Linked DNA regions of Homo sapiens: all the other regions are linked to region 3. The links are chromatin contacts, found by Hi-C or POLR2A ChIA-PET in ENCODE. All regions are on one chromosome and are shown on one strand. Each heading gives the region's core, a stretch centred on a gene start or an enhancer-like site at or near the end of the contact. The rest is flanking DNA. Distances are from core to core; before and after follow the strand shown. Region 1 has its middle 29 kb from the start of ATG16L1. Region 2 overlaps INPP5D (inositol polyphosphate-5-phosphatase D). Region 3 holds the start of EIF4E2 (eukaryotic translation initiation factor 4E family member 2).

The links. Hi-C counts contacts between places; a loop is a spot of excess contacts on that map. ChIA-PET counts read pairs that join two places held with the same protein, here RNA polymerase II (POLR2A). Pooled maps may share reads with other maps.
Region 1: a pooled map shows a loop between it and region 3 (4-fold over the local background). The contact joins the enhancer-like site here to the promoter of EIF4E2 in region 3. A Hi-C loop is called at or near these places in 2 of 50 pooled maps. POLR2A ChIA-PET finds 5 or more read pairs at or near these places in 3 of 52 experiments (H1, HEK293 and SK-N-SH).
Region 2: a pooled map shows a loop between it and region 3 (6-fold over the local background). The contact joins the enhancer-like site here to the promoter of EIF4E2 in region 3. A Hi-C loop is called at or near these places in 10 of 50 pooled maps. POLR2A ChIA-PET finds 5 or more read pairs at or near these places in 2 of 52 experiments (activated B cell and activated CD8-positive, alpha-beta T cell).

What each region holds. Positions count from the first base shown.
Region 1 is chr2:233,220,728-233,224,934 of GRCh38, reverse strand. No RefSeq gene overlaps it. Among named protein-coding and RNA genes, the nearest start is that of ATG16L1, 29 kb to the left of the region's middle. RefSeq lists a silencer at 1,486-1,637. Within about 2 kb of position 1,259, at least 2 of the 41 ENCODE cell types and tissues checked have a DNase peak (open chromatin) inside an H3K27ac peak, as active enhancers do.
Region 2 is chr2:233,078,997-233,083,268 of GRCh38, reverse strand. It overlaps INPP5D (inositol polyphosphate-5-phosphatase D), which reads right to left. Exons shown (of 27, transcript NM_001017915.3): 2 at 3,871-3,934. Among named protein-coding and RNA genes, the nearest start is that of INPP5D, 21 kb to the right of the region's middle. RefSeq lists enhancers at 816-965, 1,476-1,565. Within about 2 kb of position 1,893, at least 12 of the 41 ENCODE cell types and tissues checked have a DNase peak (open chromatin) inside an H3K27ac peak, as active enhancers do.
Region 3 is chr2:232,548,638-232,552,896 of GRCh38, reverse strand. EIF4E2 (eukaryotic translation initiation factor 4E family member 2) reads right to left here and starts at 2,208. Exons shown (of 7, transcript NM_004846.4): 1 at 2,153-2,208. The coding sequence starts at 2,172. It overlaps TIGD1 (tigger transposable element derived 1), which reads left to right and starts at 2,340. Exons shown (of 1, transcript NM_145702.4): 1 at 2,340-4,259. The coding sequence starts at 3,015. It overlaps MIR5001 (microRNA 5001), which reads left to right and starts at 2,324; the gene lies at 2,324-2,423. RefSeq lists a silencer at 1,828-2,197.

The DNA.
Region 1 (4,207 bases), core at 10-2,509, 670 kb before region 3:
GTTATATATATAATATTATGACAAGCACTGTGTAGGAGATGCTTAATAAATATATATTTTGGGTGAACACATAAGCCACTTGAGGTGGGGTGTGGGACTCCAGGAGGCACACTTGTATGACAGTAGCCATTGAGGGTGGGTTTGGATGCCTCCAAGGCTCTTGTTTGGCTTGGATGAGTGGACAAGTTTGGATCTGAGCTCATTTGCTCTGTTTAATAGAGAAGGGAGACAGAGATAGCTTGGTGGTATATCTATGTAGGAGGAAAGAAAAATGGGTTTGAAAGCTGGTAGTGGAATTTTTCAGAGAGAAAACTGTCTTTTTACAGCAGAGCATCTTAAGGGCCATGGCTGTTGTAAAGCAGTGGCACCTCCCCAGCACCAAAGCATGGCCAGGATGGGCTTTGAATAGACAGAAAGTCATGTTGCTCAAGAGGACAGGTAAGAAGATTGTGGAAAGTTCTTAAGAGAGAGGGGCAAATGCAAGGGGCAAGGTAGCGGGGGAGCTCAAATAAAGTAGATCAGAGAGAAATTTCTGATGGCCCGGTGACTGAAGAATTCTAAAAACAAAGATTTCTTTAGCTGGGTATGGTAGCATGCCTGTAGTCCTTGCTACTTGGGAGGCTGAGGGAGAAGAATCATTTGACCCCAGGAGTTTGAGGCTGCAGTGAGCTATGATCGCACAACTACCCTCCAGCCTGAGTGACAGTGAGACCCTGTCTTTATTATTATTATTATTATTTGCTTTGAGACAGGGTCTCACTGCCATCCAGACTGGGGGCAGTGGTGTGATCATAGCTCACTGCAACCTCGACCTCCCTGGGCTCAGGTGATCCTCCCAGCTCAGCCTCCTGAGTAGCTGGAACAACAAGCACGTGCCACCATGCTCAGCTAATTTTTTTTGTGTGGTTTTTGTAGAGACAGGGTTTTGCCATGTTGCCCAGGCTTCTCTTGAACTCCTGGGCTCAATTGATATGCCTGCTTTGGCCTCCCAAAGTGCTGGGATTACAGGTGTGAGCCACGGCACACAGCTGACTCTGTCTCTTAAAAAAAAAAGGAAAAGAAAAAGATTTCTAATTGTTGTTTGTACGTTGTTGACTGTGTGGTCTGTGATGAATCATCCATTGCCCCCCACTTTCAGTGAAGTCTGCCTTACACATAGCCTTTCGTTGGTGGTATTTTAGGGAGTAAAGGAATCAGGGCAGGGTCTAGCATGGGACAGAAAACGGTCAGACTAGAAATACGGATGTGAAACTAGAAGCTACTGAAAGACGCATAGCTCCCCCCAAAATCCCCTTTGAGTGGTTGCTCTAGAGATTTAAATATATATATCAGTCTATTTAGAGTTAATATTGTACCATTTTATGTAAAATGTATAAATCTTGGCTGGGCACGGTGGCTCACACTTATAATCCTAGCATTTTGGGAGGCTGAGGCGGGAGGATCACTTGAGGTCAGGAGTTCGAGATCAGCCTGGCCAACATGGTGAAACCCCATCTCTACTAGAAATACAAAAATTAGCTGGGCATGGTGATGCATGGCTGTAGTCCCAGCTACTGGGGAGGCTGAGGCAGGAGAATCACTTGAACCAGGGAGGTGGAGGTTGCAGTGAGCCAAGATCGTGCCACTGCACTCCAGGAGCCTGGGCGACAGAGCAAGACTCCATCTCAAAAACAAAAAAACAAAAAAACAACAAAAAATACGTGTAAATCTTGCAATCGTATAGCTCCATTTACCAGTCTCCCCGCTTCAATTGTCGTAAGTATTACATTGGTATCATTCTAAACTCTATAAGAAAATGTTATAATCATTTCTTCACACAGTTATATTTTAAAGAAATTAAGAAAATTAAGATAAAAAGTCTTTTATATTTACCCATGTATTTACCATTTTCAATCCTTTCCATTCCTTCCTGAAGATCTGAGTTTTCCCCTATTATCATATCCTATCAGCCTGAAGAAATTCCTTTAGGATTGTTTATAGTAGATCTGATAGCAACAAATTCTGTCAGTTTTCTTTAATCTGAAGATGTTTTCACTTCATTCTTAAGGAGATCATCACTGGTACTAGAATTCTGGGTTGACTTTTTAAAATGTCTATTTCTCTCTTGAGATTTATATCATTTTGCTTGTTTCAAGACTATTTTCTTGGCAGGGTGCGGTGGCTCACGCCTGTAATCCCAGCACTTTGGGAGGTCGAGGCAGGCGGATCATGAGGTCAGGAGATCGAGACCACGGTGAAACTCCGTCTCTACTAAAAATACAAAAAATTAGCCGGGCGTGATGGTGGGCGCCTGTAGTCCCAGCTATTGGGAAAGCTGAGACAGGAGAATGGCGTGAACCCGAGAGGCGGAGCTTGCAGTGAGCCAAGATTGCGCCACTGCACTCCAGCCTGGGTGACAGAGCGAGACTCCGTCTCAAAAAAAAAAAAAGAGTATTTTCTTTTATGCCCCTGAGTATAGTTATAGTAGCTGCTTCAACATCTTTGCTAATTCCAGCATCTGGAATGGGGTTGATCATGGCTGTTTGTTTTTTCTCTTGAGATGGGTCACGTTTTGTGGATTCTTGTTATGAAACAATTTTGAATGGTGTTTGGACATTAAGAAAGATTATGGATTTTCAGAATTCTATTGCATTCTTCTGAACATTATTGACTTATTAAGGGCAATTAATCTGGATCAACACAAATCGCAAATTCTGTCTTCTCTAAGATGTTAAATAATTTGTCCAGTCACAAAGTTAATAGATAACTAACTTCAGATAACTTATAGGTGAGACTTTGGCAGGAATTATTTACTTCTCTAAGTTTTCATCTAGGTTTAAAAATTTTGTGCTAAAAATGGGCACTCTCTCAGCTTCCACTGGGTTCTCGTTGATGTGAAGTCAGTACTTGCAGCCCTGTCTGCAGTCTGTGCTGTTTACTGTCATTGCTCCTTGCTTGCCTCAGGCTTGTATCTTATAGATCCTGAGTGGTAGTGGCTCATTTCAGCTGTGTCAACTTGATTAGATTGAAGGATGCAAAGTATTGTTCCTGGATGTGTCTGTGAGGGTGCTGCCAAAGGAGATTAGCATTTGAGTCAGTGGACTGAAGAGGTAGACCCACACTCACTGTGGGTGGGCACCAATTTAATCAACTGCCAGTACAGCTAGAATAAAGCAGGCAGAGGAGATGGGAGAAGGGGACTTGCTGAGTCTTCCAGTCTTCATCTTTCTCCCATGCTGGATGCTTCCTGCCCTCCAACATCAGACTCCACATTCTTTAGCCTTTGGACTCTTGGACATACACCAGTGGTTTGCCAGGGGCTCTTGGGCCTTCAGCCACAGACTGAAGGCTGCACTGTTGGCTTCCCTACTTTTCAAGTTTTGGGACTTGGACTGGCTTCCTTGTTTCTCCACTTGCAGACGGCTTATCGTGGGACTTCACCTTGTGATCTTGTGAGTCAGCTCTCCCTAATAAACTCCCCTTCATATATACATCTGTCCTATTAGGTCTTTTCCTCTAGAGAACCCTGACTAATGCAGCAGCCCTCCAACAGGGAATGGAGCCTTTTTCTACATCCTTAGATAGATAGAGCAGGGCTAGGGTTGCCAGATAAAATACAGGAAGTCCCGTCAAATTTGAATTTCAGATACAAACCTTGAATTTTCTTAGTATATTTTAGATATAATATTTGGGACTATACTTACACTAAAAATTATTGTTGCTTTGAAATTCAAACTTAACGAGGCATCTGATATTTTATTTTTTATTTTTAAAATTTGTTTTACTATTCATCTCATCAAGAAGCAAGGCATCTTAAATTTCTATTTGCTAAATCTTTGACAGTTGGGCCCTGAAGTATTATTGCTTGTGCTCCTGCTTGTGTCTGGCAAAGTTCATCCCAGAAGCTGCAGCAGCCCCTCTTCCCATGGGGCCCTGGGGGAGTGTTTGCCAGGCTCTTGTTCTGTGCCAAGCACCTGGGGACAGAGTGGAGAGGCCATGCCTTGCCATGGGCCTCGGTGGCCTCTCCTTTTCTTTTGTTACCCAACATAGCCTCTCACAAATACCCTCCCTCTTCCTTCAGCTATCGAAGTGCGGTGCCGCATCCCTATTACCTTCAATAGGGATGGTACCAGGTTCAAGAGTCTGAAGAAGAGATGCAGTGCCAGCAAATGGGACATAGGATTTACTGGGAACTTACATACAGGGATGGTCCATTTGGGCTCAAGAC
Region 2 (4,272 bases), core at 644-3,143, 530 kb before region 3:
CTAGAATGCTCTAAAGCACCTCCAGCTCCCTGCTGTCTCCACCCTCCTCCCCAGCAGCTTCCTTGTGCTGGGAGGTATGTGTGTGATCTCTACTTTCCAGCAGTTTCTTGGCAGTCCTTGCCCAAGGCCACATCGCTGACCAAATTGGACTTGAACCCAGATCCCAGCCGGGAATGGAGTCTGCTTTCATTCTAGGGGCACCTCACTGATTTACCACAAGGGACAGATGCCACCTGGGATCAAATATTATCTATAACCATGTGAAGGGCAAGAGGCCAAGCTCTCTGAGAGGCCACATTGCCCTGTCTCCCTGTCCCTCTGGGCAGAGTCCTGGGCTCATCCTTCCCCAGGGGACTCCAGACAGGCTTGGAAACACCTTCTGGATTGGAAGGAAGAAAGCTTAGCCGGGGAGGCCGGGAGGCCTGGCTGTGAGTTCCAACTTCCGCAGTTCTCAGCAACACTCATATTTAGAACGAGGGGGTTGGATGAAGTTACAGTTTGCATCCTGCCCTCCCATCTCGGATTTTTTTTAAGTCTGTGAAAGATGGAGTGAGAGAAAAGAGTCCCCCAGGTGAGGCAGCTCCTCTCCCTGATTGATACAGGGCTGTCATGGGCTATGACACGTGGGCCAACTCCATGAAGTTGGTCTGCAAAGAACAAAGATGAGATCTTTGGTGTTGACAAGAGAACAGAAGTCCCCAGGAAAAGAGCTAAAGTTACTAAACTAAGAAACAATGAAAGCCTTTCGGTGCTTCACTTGGCAAAATTTCAGGCCAGATTCTTATTTTGGGGAGCCTCGTATTCTGGTGGCACTGAACAGGCTCAGGTGTCAGGAATGAGTTATTTAGAAACTGTGGCTAAGCTCAGAAAAGACTGTGAGGTTTTGCCTCAACATGAAAAGAGGAACTTGAGTTAAAATAGGCAGAGATCAATAACTGCTAAAGCTTCCCCGAAGGGCTCTGAGTCTGCTTAATTGGGCATGAGTGTGCACTTGGTCCTCAGTGGACGTCTGCTGTCATTTACTCTTGGAGGTAGATTTTCGAAGGTGAGTCCACCTGGGAGAATCCTATGAGAATTCCCCTTTAATTCACCTTGAAGGAAAACCTCTTCAGACCACCTAGGTCCACAGCTCCCTGTACCATGTCAGCTACTGCGGAGGTCACAGATCTAGTGCCGGGGTCAGGAGCAGAGAAGTCCAGCAGAGCCGCCCATCTTCTCTGAAAGCTGCCCGCCCACTGTCCTGGCTAAGCGGAGACCTTAAGGAGGCACGCTGCCCCCACGACTCTGTCCCCATCTCTGAGAGGCAGAGGGGGGTACCTGCTCCAAGACAGCCGATTCATACACAGACTGGCAGCCCCTGAGTGGCTCATGCGGAGAAAGCCGTGGAGGCTGAGCCATCAGACTCCTTCTTAGGACTGGGGACTGAGAAGGGAGGCTGCTGGCTGGGAAGAGCGGCCCCACAGAGAAGAGCTGATCCATGGGAGAAGCTGCGTGCAGACCCCATGCTCTTCTGGTTCCAAGGCCCTAGGGCGGCCTTCTCCTTCCTGGCTCTGCACATCTCCACAAAGGCTGCCCACCCCTTACCCCTTACAGAGTCAGCCAAGGCGAGTTTCTGTTCCCTGCACCACCACCACCCCCTGCCCAGTAGCCTGATGAGGCCCCGGATTTCATCAGCAGTTCCCAGGGTCACAAGATGTCACAGTAGCAAGAGTATGATGGTGACAGAGAGGGGCAAACCGGAGACGCAGTCTACACATTTACAGGCGGCGGGTGCCGACTCTACTAGAAGCCACAGAGTCATGTCTTTTCCAGTCATACTTAAAGTTTTCTTCACTTTGAAGGAAGAGAAGAAACCACAAAGGGAAAAAAGATCAAAAGCATCGACCAACTTTTAACTTAAGAGAGTTTGCCGACTCCTCTCAGCAAACCACCTATCACAGATGCCAACTCTGCCAGAAAAGCTCATGCCCTCCTAGACTTGAAAAAAATGGTAGAGGTCATTGAGGCCAACTGCCTGCCCCAGACAGGGCTCCCCTCCGCTGCTCACATCCCACACATGGTGAAGAGCCCCTGTCAGAGACAGACATTCCCATGGCAAATAGCTGCCAAGCGCTGGAAAGGACCTTCTCGTACTAGGTGTGCCAACATCTGCTCCTGGTGACTGCTAAGAACCAGGCCAAACCTGCGGGCGCCCTAGGCCAGTGGAAAGCCTTCAGCAGATGTGCCTTAGAGGCTGCAGTGGACTCAGGGGCAGGAGGATGAGGCAGCCGGCAGCAATGCCAGCCTAACTACGCAGGGAGTGGTTCTGCTTGAGCCTAAACTCGCATCTCCTAAGGAGGCCTCGCAGCAAATGCCCCTGGACCGGGCTGCATCACACATGCCCCTTGGGCCTCTCTCAATCACATCGCTCCTCGAAGCAATTCCTTCCATCCTCATAAGCTGTCTTCCTGAGGGGCGTTCTGCTCACCACGCTCTCCCTCTTGACAACTTCTGGAGGATTTTTGCCTCCAGGGACTTGCCTGTGGTCTCCCCACACCTTGAGTCCAGCTCCCTGTCTACTACTGCATCCTAGTTAGCACAAAATGAATCATTCCCTTCAAGCTTTGAAACTGAAGAGTGTACCCTGCCTCTCCCCTCCCACTTCCACTTTCTTTTCAAACAAACTCCTCCAACGCCGTCATTGCTCTTCCATGACATGATATCCAAACCTTTGTCGACCCCGGCTACTCTGCTTGGGACGTGGATGCACTGCTGTGCCTCTTACTCTAGTCCCTGAGAACTGAGCATCTCTCTCTCTCTCTCTCTGTCACGTGCACACACACACACACACACACACACCCGGGATGTGGAAACTTTGTCTCCTTCCTTCTTGCCACCTCCATGTGCTCTTCATGTAGCCAGATAACAATAGCTTTCCTGGCTTCCACACACTCAGTTGTCACATTTTGTGGCGAAACAAAGGCTTTAGTAAACCGTGCTTAGGGTGGCCTTCCCGGGCTTGGACGGGTGCAGCTGATTTTTGTTTTTAAATTTAACTGCAGCCTGGCGGGGTGGCTCATGCCTATAATCCCAGAACTTTGGGAGGCCGAGGTGGGCAGATCATTCGCTGTCAGGAGTTTAAGACCAGCCTGGCCAACATGGAGAAACCCCATCTGTACCAAAAATACAAAAATCAGCCGGGCATGGTGGCGGGCACCTATAATCCCAGCTACTAGGGAGACTGAGGCAGGGGAATCACTTGAACCTGGGAGGTGGAGGTTGCAGGGAGCCGACATGGCGCCACTGCACTCCAGCCTGGGTGACAAGAGTGAAACTCTGTCTCAAAAATAAAAAATATTAAAAAATGAACTGCAAGTTTTGCACATTTTGACTTTGCTTGGTGAAATCAGATGCAGTGAGCACCAGCCTCGGACAGAACAGAGTTCTACAAATGGAAAGGCACTGTTTTGTGCTAGTCTCGCAGCCCCTCAGAAAACACGGTCTGTTCTCCTGTAAGTTCACCTCCCTTCTCTCCCTCCTGAGCCACTTCCTCTCTCTCCTTTGAGAGACTGAAGACAACAGTCGGCCAAGCCACAGCCCCTCCTTTCCCTTCATCTCTGGACAGTCTGCTTCACCTTCGTTTCCTCTTCACACCTATGGACCACAAATAGCCTGTGGCATGCAACTCCGTCATGTCACAGAGCAGGGTCACTTGGAGGGCCCCAGTTTACCAGCTAAGCCACCCCATGGACACCTGGGAGGAAGCCAGGCTCAGCCAGGCCTTCACGTCCGGCTACCTGCGCGTGCACTTCCTTCCTCATCGTTTACACCCTTTCTCTGCCAGTATCGGCTGAAGTCAGGTTCAGATTTCTAGGTTTATAAAGGACTCACCTGAACAGTGAATTTATCATCTTCATTGGGCAGAATTCTGTAAGTGTAAACGCAATTCCGATACCTGAAATAGATCAAAGACTTTATTAGAACCCATGCAGGAAGACCCGGTTTCCTCTTAACTGAAAAGACAAGACTTCCTGACACAGCTTGAGGAATCTGGACACAAAGTCTCCGAATTTCGGAGCTGACCGTTCTCTTAAGATGGAGGTGAGTCCTGACGTCCAGCAATCGTGGGCTGAGGCACTCTTATTCCCCCACTGCTTCTGCACTCAGGGAGCACCAGGAAAAGGTTGGGGGGGGTCATTTAGGTGGGGACCCGGCAGCTAAAGGATCTGATCTAAAGGAGTCTGCCACATGGAGGGGCTTTCTTAACCTCTCGGCTGCCAAGAAGATAGAGCA
Region 3 (4,259 bases), core at 959-3,458:
TGAATGAAAAACAACATAAAAAAATAAAACTAGGGGCAGGAGTGCTGTTTTCAACTGCTAATTTCAAATGAAAGAAAGCTTGTTTTTCTTTTTTTTTCCTGCAATGCTAGAGGGCAGATGTTAAAAGATTCTGGCTCAATACAATAGTTAATAATTCAAAGTAATTAAAATGACCCAGGTTCTTCAATCGTAGAAGAGGTAAGAAAAAAAAAGAGGGCAAGTTTAATTTTTCTCAAGAGGTGCTTGAACCAAGGTTACACAACAAACCTGGGATAGCCCTTCCTTTGTGTCGGGAATTAGTTAACCTCAGAGTCTCACTTTCCTCATCTGTAAAAGGAGACAACAAGATCCCCTTCACAGAATTGTTAGAGTAGAAATAACATATGAGGCTGGGGGTGGTGGCTCATGCCTGTAATCCCAGCACTTTAGGAGGCAAGGTGGGTGGATCTCTTGAGCCCGAGTTCGAGATCGGCCTGGGCAACATGGCGAAACCCCGTCTCTACAAAAAATACAAAAAAATTAGCAAGGTAGGGTGGCACATGCCTGTAGTCCGGCTACTCTGGAGGCTGAGATGGGAGGATTGCTGGTGCCCGGGAGGTTGAGTGGGCAGTGAGCTGTGATGACACCACTGCACTCCAGCCAGGGTGACACAGCGAGACCCTGTCTCAAAAAATATATATATATATGAAAAATACCTAGCAAGATCCCTGTGGAAGTCCATTATTACCATTCTTACTGCAGACTCCCAAATGATTTGGGTAGGCTTGAGCTAGATGACCCATAAGATGTCTTCTTAGGATGACATTTGATTTGTTCAAATCAGTGGAGGAAGGGGTATAAGGGTTCCAGAAAGCTCCACTGAGGCAGGATTTGGATCTGGAGCTAGTTGTTGCAGGGTTTACAATAGAGATGAAATGGGGCGGCAGCGGGGGAGAGGTTCGTAGAGGGACAGGCTCAGTTAAACAGCAGGATAGAGAAGAGGTCGGGCAAAGACTTTCTCAAGTAGCAGAGACCTCTCAGCAACCAGAAAACATTCCTGAGGACCTACCTGCCTGGAGTGTTGGAAATCCAGTATTCCCTGAATTTGCACAGTACTCTCTGTATTGGAAACACCCCAATTTCCCATCAAAAGCACCAGGTCACAACCTAAACTAATAGTAATTCCACTTTACGTTTATATCGCAATAGTTAGCAATGTTCACAAGCATCTTTAAGCATCGCTGAGTGTGATCTGACCCTTATCACACCCCGGCGTGGCAGCAGGGTCCTAGCCACTAATGTGGTTTGAGCAACAATGGCTTAGAGGCTGGGTAACTTTTCTACAGTCAAACAGATGGTAAGTGGTGAATCTGGGACTAGAAATCCAGGTTTTCGGATGAAGAGACAGTCGATTTACTAGACTACTAGAAGAGAGGAAGGAACATATTCTACCTCAAGATACAATCCTTGGAGGGGGATAAGTAAAGATACTTCTGCATTTTCTCTCTGTACCTCCAAACTGTTTGATGCTGAAACTAGAAACCGGAGCGGGCAGGAGAGGGCAACAAGTATACTTAGGTCTTGGCGAGTGTGTTGGAAGACGGGAACGGGAAGGGGAGGAGAAAGAAAGTAGGAAGAGTCTCAGGAAGATAATTCCTAAGCCAGCCTTCCACCGCGTCGAGGGCAGCAACCACATTACCTCATTGCATCCTCCAAACTCTACGACAAAGGGTGTTACCGTCCCCACTCTGCAGATGAGAAAACTGAGGCTCAGAGGGGAGAGGGAGTGTGTGGGGAAAGCTGGATTCAGAGGCAGCGCTGCCAGACTGCGGAAACACCCAAACCGCCGAGGTCCCCACCCCTCCACGTCGCAGGCAATCCGCATCCACCAGGGCGGGGCGTCCGAAAATCTCCCCCTACCGGGCGGCACAGCCACCCCTCCCCCGGGCCCAGCTCTTCGCCCTCGGTTCGGACGGCCCTGGGGTCTCCGGGACTCCGGTATCCATTGCTCCCCAGCCCCCTCCTCCCCGCCAGTCCAGGCCAGGTCCGGCCGCAGCCGGATCCCAGCAGGGAAGCCGGTGCCGCAGGGTTTGCGCCGCCCCAGCCCCAGCGGGGGCGGGCGCGGGGGAACTGTTCGGGGAAGGGGCCCCGGGGGCGGCCACGAGCCACTCACGCGTCGAACTTGTTGTTCATCCTCTCGCCGCCGCTGTCGCCACTGCCTCAGGGAGTGACTTCCGCTCCACCGGGTCCCTCAGCCTTGGGCCCGGGTACTTCCGGTTTTGCGCGGGGCGCAGCGGAACGTCGGCGCGCAGGCCCGGTTTGGAAGCGGCTATCTCGGGACGCCAGCTCAGGGCGGCTGCGCAGAGGGCTGGACTCAGCGGCGGAGCTGGCTGCTGGCCTCAGTTCTGCCTCTGTCCAGGTCCTTGTGACCCGCCCGCTCTCCTAAGGGAGCGTGTCCTGGCCCCCTCCCGCAGCGGCTCGGAAAAAAGGCAGCACCGCGTCGTTGACGGCGCGGGCTCTGGACTCGCTGCTTGGTAAAAACCTTCCTCTTCCTCCAGTGCGGGACGCACTCTCTGGTATCTCTTTTGACCTCCCGGAGGCTTTCCTTTGTCGGTCGCGGCGCCACTGTACTATGGCATACCTCGTTTTATTACGCTTCGCAGATAGGGCATTCTGAAAACAAATGGAGGGTTTGTGGCAGCCCTGAGTCCAGCAATTGTATCAGCGCCATTTTTCCAACAGCATGTGCTCACTTGGTGTCTCTGTGTTACATTTTGGTAATTCTCAAAATATTTAAAACTTTTTCATGATTTCTGTGTCTGTTATGGTGATCTATGATCAGTGATCTTTGATGTTGCTATTGTCATTGTTTTGGGGTGCCACATACAGCGTCTTTTATAAGACGTGGAACTTAATGTTGTGTGTGTTCTGACCGCTCCACCCACAGACCGTTCCCCATCTCTCTCCCTCTTCTTGGGCCTCCCTATTCCCTGAGACACAACAATATTGAGATTAGGCGAATTAATGACTCTGCAATGGCCTCTAAGTGCTCAAGTGAAAGGAAGAGTCGCACATCTCTCACTTTAAATCAAAAACTAGAAATGATTAAACTGAGTGAGGAAGGTATGTCAAAAGCCGAGATAGGCCGAAGGCTAGGCCTCCTGCGGCAAACAGTTAGCCAAGTTGTAAATGCAAAGGAAAAGTTCTTGAAGGAAGTTAAAAGTGCTACTCCAATGAACACACGAATGATAAGAAAGCGAAACAGCCTTATTGCTGATATGGAGAAGGTTTTAGTGGTCTGGATAGAAGATCAGACCAGCCGCAACATTCCCTTAAGCCAAAGCCTAATCCAGAACAAAGCCCTAACTCTCTTCAACTCTATGAAAGCTGAGAGAGGTGTGGAAGCTGCAGAAGAAAAGTTTGAAGCTAGCAGAGGTTGGTTCATGAGGTTTAAGGAAAGAAGCCATTTCCATAACATAAAAGCACAAGGTGAAGCAGCAAGTGCTGATGTAGAAGCTGCAGCAAGTTATCCAGAAGCTTTAGCTAAGATCATTGACGAAGGTGGCTACACTAAACAACAGATTTTCAATGTAGATGAAACAGCCTTCTATTGGAAGAAGATGCCATCTAGAACTTTCATAGCTAGAGAGGAGAAGTCAGTGCCTGGCTTCAAAGCTTCAAAGGACAGGCTGACTCTCTTGTTAGGGGCTAATGCAGCTGGTGACTTTAAGTTGAAGCCAATGCTTATTTACCATTCTGAAAATCCTAGGGCCCTTAAGAATTATACTAAATCTACTCTACCCGTGCTATATAAATGGAACAGCAAAGCCCGGATGACAGCACATCTGTTTACAGCGTGGTTTACTGAATATTTTAAACCCACTGTTGAGACCTACTGCTCAGAAAAGAAGATTCCTTTCAAAATATTACTGCTCATTGACAATGCCCCTAGTCATCCAAGAGCTCTGATGGAGATATACGAGGAGATTAATGTTATTTTCATGCCTGCTAACACAACATCCATTCTGCAGCCCATGGATCAAGGGGTAATTTCGACCTTCAAGTCTTATTATTTGAGAAATACATTTCATAAGGCTCTAGCTGCCATGGATAGTGATGTCTCTGATGGATCTGGGCAAAGCAAATTGAAAACCTTCTGGAAAGGATTCACCATTTTAGATGCCATTAAAAACATTCGTGATTCATGGGAGGAGGTCAAATTGTCAACATTAACAGGAGTTTGGAAGAAGTTGATTCCCACCCTCATTGATGACTATGAG